2 separate regions of the Homo sapiens genome follow, and region 2 is linked to region 1. Evidence: read pairs that join two places in POLR2A ChIA-PET (ENCODE). Cell type or tissue: A673. All regions are shown on one strand.

Region 1 (4,000 bases):
TCTTCTGTAGCAGAGCTGTCAATGTCCCATTCATGTCCCTGCTGGCCCCACAAACAATGTGCAAAAGCACACACTCATATACATCCTAACAGAGGGCTTGTTGCAAATACCTGTGACTCTTCCTGGCATCTTGTTTCTGGCCCTGGGAGCTGGAAATGCAAAAGAAAAATGTCCACAGAAGCAACTGTCAGCCATGGAGGATGGAGAAATGGTGGATAAAGACCCCAGCTCCCTCCTGCTACAATTGGAATAACACTGAGTTCTCCTTTTCCTCTCCCATTCCCCCAGTTACCCCCACTTGATAGGACACCTCGTAGCAGCTTCCTTCTGTTTCCTGTATCTCCTTTCTCTACCAAGTGTTTCCTGGTGTCCCCTCCCACATAACCCACTTGCATCCGAATCCTTGTCTCAGGCCTGCTTCAGGGAGAACCTAGAGCAAGACATGTATTTTCCTGCTGTTCTCTTCCAACCACCCTTTCTTCCCTACTTTTTGGCCTTTTTTTTTTTTTTGGAGAGAAGAACTATTCTGCCATCTTGTCCTCAGCATAACATATCATAGCTTTTTATTTATCTCTCTCTTTTTTTCAAGCCTGAGAACATAATGCTTTTGGATAGAAATGTCCCCAAACCTCGGATCAAGATCATTGACTTTGGGTTGGCCCATAAAATTGACTTTGGAAATGAATTTAAAAACATATTTGGGACTCCAGAGTTTGTCGGTAAGTTTCTTTGCTCCTGTGGTCATTTACGTCTCATAAACATTATTCTGGCAAACCTCCCCTGCTAGAAGATTCTTTCCCTGCTACATGTTCCTGGTTGTTGCATGAAGATAGAATCGGTTAGTTTGCTTCCTCCCAAGCTAAATGAGTGTTTGTTTCCTCTTAGCTCCTGAGATAGTCAACTATGAACCTCTTGGTCTTGAGGCAGATATGTGGTAAGGAGTATGTCCTTGGTGTTGTTTGCTTTCTGATTTATTTGACTATTCTTCTGACATGTTTTTTTGTTTGTTTTGTGTTGTTTTTAGGAGTATCGGGGTAATAACCTATATCCTGTAAGTATCAGAATTCACAACTCATACTCTCTTCTCTTCTATGAGACCATAGGTTTAATTAACCATTAAATGTGCTGTGTTGATCTCTTCAGCTTATGCATGCTTTTGATGCAAACATATTCATTTTACACCCCCAAAACATGTTTAGTTTATACTAATTAAACATGTTCTCCTAATTTGAAATGAGTCATCAGAAACTGTAGCATAATCACTGAAAGAAAGCATAGCTGTCCATCACTGCCGAGAAAACAGGTTTCCTTTAAACTACCAGACGCTGTTCCAGATTAACTTGTTAAGTGAATCCTTTTGCCTGAAGCTGAAGCATTTGCTCCTGACAGTTAAAGCCCTATGAAATATAATCAAACTGTGACTATTCGAGCACCAGATTATAATCTTATTCCACACTCCAGATGTTATAGGAGCAAAATGACAACACCAAGGGGTCATCATTAATGTTCTATGCCCAACTTTATTTTTAACAGCCTAAGTGGGGCCTCCCCATTTCTTGGAGACACTAAGCAAGAAACGTTAGCAAATGTATCCGCTGTCAACTACGAATTTGAGGATGAATACTTCAGTAATACCAGTGCCCTAGCCAAAGATTTCATAAGAAGACTTCTGGTCAAGGATCCAAAGTGAGTGTCCACGTTCCTGAAAGGTGCTTGGCCACGGCCTCAGCCAGCCCAGAGCCTGTGTCTGTTCCATGCACAGGGCCACGTTCCTCAGACCCTGCTTGCTTCATCTGCCAAAGGGCAGCATGCCATGTGAAACGCTTCAGAAAATGCAAGCAGGGCCCTCTGCCCCCACTCAGTCAGTCCCTGCAGGCACAGTGAAATAATCACAAAAAGACCGATGTTGTTTTTGGCTTTCTTCCCTGAACTGCATTTTCCACAGTATCTGCTTGGCAGGCCCAGCCAGCATGAAAACAACCTTAGTATTTGCTGCTATGGTCACAGCATTTTTTTTCTTCTCCCCCTCCCCTCAAGGAAGAGAATGACAATTCAAGATAGTTTGCAGCATCCCTGGATCAAGGTGAGTTGCATATTACGAAACTGTTTAGATCACTTTCTATGTGATTGGTTTGGGCACCCTGGTATTCATGTATCATAGAGTACTGCTAACCACAGGTCACACCTGGAGTGTTAAGTTTGCTATTTGCATCGTATCTTAAGAAAAGCTGACAGGTTAGACTGTATACTAATGATCCCAGAGGTGGGGAGAGAGGAATAAGCGAGCACAGAGCAGGAACTGAAGAAGGTCAAGCCCACTCGACAACTGTGTTTGGAGTGACCTGTGGGGTGTTGGCCCAAACAGTGTATTTAACATTTTATGTTGATTCCAGCATGTAAATATCAATCAAATCTGGATTTCCAGCTTCTCTTGGGAAATCTGAAGATCTGCTGACACTGAGCCCTCATTCCACGTGGCCTTGGGAAGTGGCACAGGTGCCTTGGTGCTAGGGAACAGGGCGCCCTGGAACATTACACCTTTACATTACCTGCCTGGCCTGGTTGACATTTGGATTAAAGTATCTTCAATCCAGGGCAGAAAGGGCTAAGGGTGGGAAAGTATGATAGTTACAGAATAAAATCATGAAATAAAGAAGTGAACATCACAGAATCAGGCTCTGGGGGCAAATAGCTTTGCTGTGCAAGTTCCCAGCAGTTACCTGGGTTCTCCTAGCCAGCTATGGTGTCTCCTCCTCCCAGAGGTGGAGGACAAAAGCTAAATACATCTACTGAAAAAGATACAATACAAGGAATTCTCCTGCTATAGGCCAAACTAACTTTGCTGACCTCTGAGATCCCTCTCAGCTCTACATTACTTGATGATACCCAAGTTCAAATGCCTCATAACATAGCCTCACCATGAATATTGCCATTCCCAAACTATCAGTGTGGAAAGTTGTGATTTAGTTTGACCCCAAGCTCTACTTCTCCCCAGTGTCCATGGATGATACGAAACCCTGAGATAGAAGAGTGAGCCCGCTAAGACTAGGTGCCTAGGTATTCCATGTTATCCCAACTTCTTATGCTAATTTAATAAGGTGAATGTGTAAGCATCCTGAATAAGGAGATGTTTCAAAAAATTGTCATATAACACATTTTCATAATTTGAGAGCTTTAATTTTTTTTCTTGGATTTTTATTTTAGCCTAAAGATACACAACAGGCACTTAGTAGAAAAGCATCAGCAGTAAACATGGAGAAATTCAAGAAGTTTGCAGCCCGGAAAAAATGGAAAGTAAGATTGTTTGTTGTGGAGGGATTAACAAATTCTGTTTCCTGTGTAGAGTAGTGTGTGGTCAGGGTGCATCTCCTCTGATACTGGTAATATGGAAGATACATCCTTTCCTCTTTTTAATCCACCCTGTAGTGTTCTGCACCATTACTCTATTTTGAAAAACAAGCAAAAACAATATTTTAGTCACTTTAACTGATACCATTAAATGTAATTTTGTGTTGTTTTCATCAAAACTATTCTCAGTGCAAATTTTTATAGCAGCACTGTAAAATTATAGTGAAATTTTTTTCTAATACTACAAGCCACATTTTAAATAAATTCATTCTTTGTGGTAAGCAGCATGAGATTACATTTGTGCTGTACCTTGGGTAAGTGGGTCTCTCAGCCCAGCCTTTATCTGTGAGTGGTTGGAGTGGGGGTGGGGTGGGGCCGTGAGCATTTGCAGGGTGGCCTGTTCTCCTTCCTCAGTGTGGATGGCCTCCACAGGGGCTGGGTAGGACATTGCTCTGAAGGCATTGCAGACCTCCTGGAACAAATCACACTTCAGGGCTAAGAAGGTGATGGGATGGTTTCCTGTGCCCAGGGTCATGTCAAACCTAGAGGAAGTGGGTACCTACCGTGTCTTCCCAGCTCAGGGCCAGAAATGTACCTCGTTTTCACACCTACCAATTTTGGGGTGCCGTGGTAGGGATGAGGAAGACCACAG
Region 2 (4,000 bases), 1.1 Mb before region 1:
AGTGGAGGAGGGAAGTGCTTGAATAGGGATCCAGGTGGGGGAGAAAAGGATGAGGGGTAACAGGTATAAAATATACACGGAGTGAAAAAGAACCTTTAACCATAGCATGCTGGCCTCTGCAATAGATAACCTGTAAGGAAAAGACAAGGATGGAGAGGGAACCAATGATATAGAGAAAAGAAGACCTTTCAAATTAAAAGGAAATGAGCAAGACCAAGCGGTAGTGTCTAAGGATTCATACGTGAGCGATAAGATGTCAAAGAAACACACAAAAAGATATTATAAAAGTCCCGGGCTGGGCATGGTGGCTCACGCCTGTAATCCTAGCACTTTGGGAGGCTGAGGCAGGCCGATCAACTGAGGTCGGGAGTTCGAGACCAGCCATGATCAACATGGAGAAACCCCGTCTCTAATAAAAAGACAAAATTAGCCAGTCGTGGTGGTGGTGGTGCGTGCCTGTAATCCCAGCTACTTGGGAGGCTGAGGCAGGAGAATCGCTTGAGCCCTGGAGGCGGAGGTTGCAGTGAGCTGAGATCATGCCATTGCACTCCAGTCTGGGCAACAAGAGCAAAACTCCATCTCAAAACAACAACAACAACAAAAAAAGTCCCAGTAGTGATAATTTTTTGAAGGAGAGAGGGATAGTGTCTGGGATGGGGCATAAAACACGGATATCTGGGGTGGCTGCACAATTTTGTTTCTTGATCTGCATGGTAGTTATAATAATTCTTCAAGATTTCCATTTTTGATATAGTTTTTTTGCATTTGTAGTATGTTTTCTTGTACAATAAAAGGCTAAAACATCCTAGTAAATATAATCTGTGCATTTATGAAAAGTTATATGTTTATAAGAACAGATACACAAGTCAAAACAGCAACTAGCTAGTGAGTATATAAAATCACCCCTAGAAGCTAAAGAGAATGTTCCAATATGAGGTTGAGGGCTATCCCTCTCCAAATCTATGGGGCCTGAAGGCGCTGGGCTAGGCAGGTTTCCTACCTAACTTTGTCCAGACAGATGAAGGCAGGAAGGATTAGTTTTGATCATGCCTGCTGGGTGTATGAGTCACATTCTACCTGGTAATTATTTTTGACATTTGACAGTTCTAGGCACAACCTTTTGCAGCTCTGAAATCTTGGCAGGCCATTTATTTTTGAAGCTTCATATTTTCCTTTTCACAGGATATACCTATTTGGGTACCCTGTTCAAATTAAGGTAGAGATTTTTGAAGAGTCACAAGCCCGGAGGAAAATGTAGAGTTTCAGGAAAGAACTCATCACTTAGCAACAACAACAACAACAACGACAACAACAACAACAACAACAACAACAAAAGTGTGACCTTTACTTGAAAAATACCAGCCCCTGGCCACAGAACTAGGCTTACAATTTTTCAGAGCAGGCACCAGGTGAATCTTTGTTCCCAAATATTTTCCCTACCTGCCTGTACCACAATGCTGAAATTCTATTCTTAGACAGATAACTCGTTTGACTGGTGAGTTTAAAAATGCAAATTTCCCAAGAAGAAGTAGCCCAGTTAAGACTGTTATGAGACAGTCATACTATGGTGAAAAGAATGCATAAAGAAAGGATCCTGAATTAAAGAGAAAAGCAAAGGACAATTGTAAAGGACACAGAATTGCTGGGAAGAAAAATGCCTGGAGCTTTCCCAAATCAGGCAATAAAAAGGCACTGAGCATCTGCGAGACACGTATGAGGATTTTTTCAATCAGCTTCTTTTGGTTTAAATTGACAGAAACCCCAACTCAACTAAGCTTAGGAAAAAAAGGGTAATCTATTGGCTCATATAATTTAAAAGTACGACTTTTAAATTAGATGGAGTTTCAGGCATGGCTTGATCCAGGTATTAAGCAATACTTTCAAAACTTTGTCTTCTCTGTTTTCCTGCTTTCAGCAGGCCCTCTGCTCCTGTCTTCTCCCAAATATAGTATAAGTTTTTTTCTTTACCCTGATCACTAAAGTAAAAATTGTGAGATAAGCTGTGATTGGCCATGCGCACGTCCTTGAGTCAGTCGAGGTGGCTTCCAGATACAAGGCTCTGGTGGGCCATGTGGGAGTTATTGGCTTTGTCCTGGAACCAGAGGTGGGTCAGCTTCACTGACACACTTGCACCAAGGAAATGGGCGTGGTGTTGCCAGAAAAGAGGGACATGGGTATTGGAGCTTCACATAGCACATGTCCCGCCCAGCAGCCTCTGCGAGTTCCAACCCAGAGTGGCTGTGAAATCAAGTTGCTGGATCACAGCCAGCATCAAAGGAGTATTCTAGAAGAGAATTTAATAGAAGATACCTGAGTGTGTCACATTCTGTAAGAGTCAGTTCTGTGAAACCTTTGTTTGAGTTACACAGGTGCATACGTATCTACAAATGTAAATATGTGTGCATATTTATATACATGTATGTATAAATGTGTGGATAAATATGAATTGTTGACCACGGTTTATGGAAAAAAAGGTGTAAACATGTGTAAATATGTGCAAATATGTGCATATTTATATACGTACATATTTGGACTTATAGGTGTAAATATGTGTGCATATTTATATACATGTATGTGTAAATGTGTGGATAAGTATGAAATTTTGAGTTATATGGAGTTAAATAAAATATATAATCAAAATTACTTTTCCCTCTTTCTTTTTATCTCTTTTTAAATGTGGTTGCTAGAAAATTTAAAATTATACTCATGGCTCATGTTACATTCGTACAAAACAGTGCTGGGGAAGAGCAGAGCAGATGAAAGCTGGTCCCTGGAGACAAGATGTTGGGTAAATTCCTGAGCACCCTCATTTGCACAGTTAAAAGAATGAGAGCCTGCAGTGTGGGGTATTTGTGCATAGTAATGGGATAATTAATAGCACATGGGGAGCGTGTCAGAAACGGAGCTGCTGCTTCTATTATGAAACCATGAGGCCTCATCTCTCCTACTTGATTAGATCTCTGTCAGTTTTACTTTTGTAGAATCGAACAGGCTGCCTGGCTCCCAGCAAGAACTCAATAAATGCTTCATGAATGAATGAATGAATGAAACAATATTAGAAAAGAAATGAGAAAATTTCCCCAAAGACAATATTTACCTTCTTGATGATTTTGATCAAGGACAAGCCTACTAGAGGTTGTAAATCATTTATGATTTGCCTGAAGAAAAGTTATTTGCAAACCATGGCAACCAGGGGATTCACATCAATTCTTCTAACTTCAAACCTGACTCACTTCTTGCTGGTGGGCCTGGAGGTTGCCCGAATCTCCCGTCTGAATGAGCATTTAAGCAATTTCAATTCTTACCTCATTGTTATTTGCCTTTTTCTCTTTTGCTTAAACTTTTGTTAAATAGCCACATCTTTTTCAGTTTTACACTTGATATGTGTAACAAATACCATGTGGCAATTACATGCACTTTGCACGGTAACTTTATGTGGTTTCCCCAAGAGCTATTACAGATATTTATATAGATATTTATGTATAAATCACACACACATACTTTTTCTTCTCTAAGGGCGTTTGATGTAGCAGATTCAGAAATGAAATTTTCAAATTACAAATCCCCATTGGAGGTTGGGGTAAAGCAAAGACAGGCCCTGTAGAGGGAAAAGATGTTATAAACATTAGGGTAAGAAAAAAACTGCCTTCACACCGCAAGATGCTTGAGTCCTGTAGAAACTGGCAAGTGGTTCCTGGGAGAGAAAGGCCTTCAGAGATGTCTTGCCCTCCTTACTCCCTGCCTGTTCCTTTCTGCCCTGAGATTTTGGCGACAGGCATTGACATCACTGTGCAGGGATGAGATTCCTCTGGATATGACAGGGTGGGGTGTGGCACTGCCACTTGCTATCTCTGAGGTGACACACTGTGACCCTTGGACAATTTCCTTAACTCCTTTCAGCCTCAGTTAATTCATCTGTAAAATGAGGATACAGCACTCACCTCACAAGATTTTTAGGAAGATGAAATATAATAATATATTTGAAAAGGGTACCAAGTAT

The links. Peaks named below come from ENCODE experiments on the same cell type or tissue, not always from the same donor. Only the 100,000 strongest peaks of a DNase experiment are listed, where the experiment ranks them.
Region 2: POLR2A ChIA-PET joins it to region 1 with 12 read pairs; 1 of 35 experiments calls an interaction of 5 or more read pairs at or near these places.

What each region holds. Positions count from the first base shown.
Region 1 is chr9:87,638,765-87,642,764 of GRCh38, forward strand. It overlaps DAPK1 (death associated protein kinase 1), which reads left to right. Exons shown (of 26, transcript NM_004938.4): 5 at 590-719; 6 at 886-934; 7 at 1,025-1,051; 8 at 1,534-1,686; 9 at 2,038-2,083; 10 at 3,205-3,294. Among named protein-coding and RNA genes, the nearest start is that of CTSL, 85 kb to the right of the region's middle. In A673, no CTCF peak of the experiment used is centred here; a DNase peak (open chromatin) is centred at 1,897; H3K27ac peaks cover 1,585 bases.
Region 2 is chr9:86,528,641-86,532,640 of GRCh38, forward strand. It overlaps LOC102724080 (a long non-coding RNA gene), which reads left to right. Exons shown (of 2, transcript XR_007061636.1): 2 at 1,183-2,640. Among named protein-coding and RNA genes, the nearest start is that of TUT7, 180 kb to the left of the region's middle. In A673, no CTCF peak of the experiment used is centred here; DNase peaks (open chromatin) are centred at 2,221, 2,831 and 3,191; H3K27ac peaks cover 2,641 bases.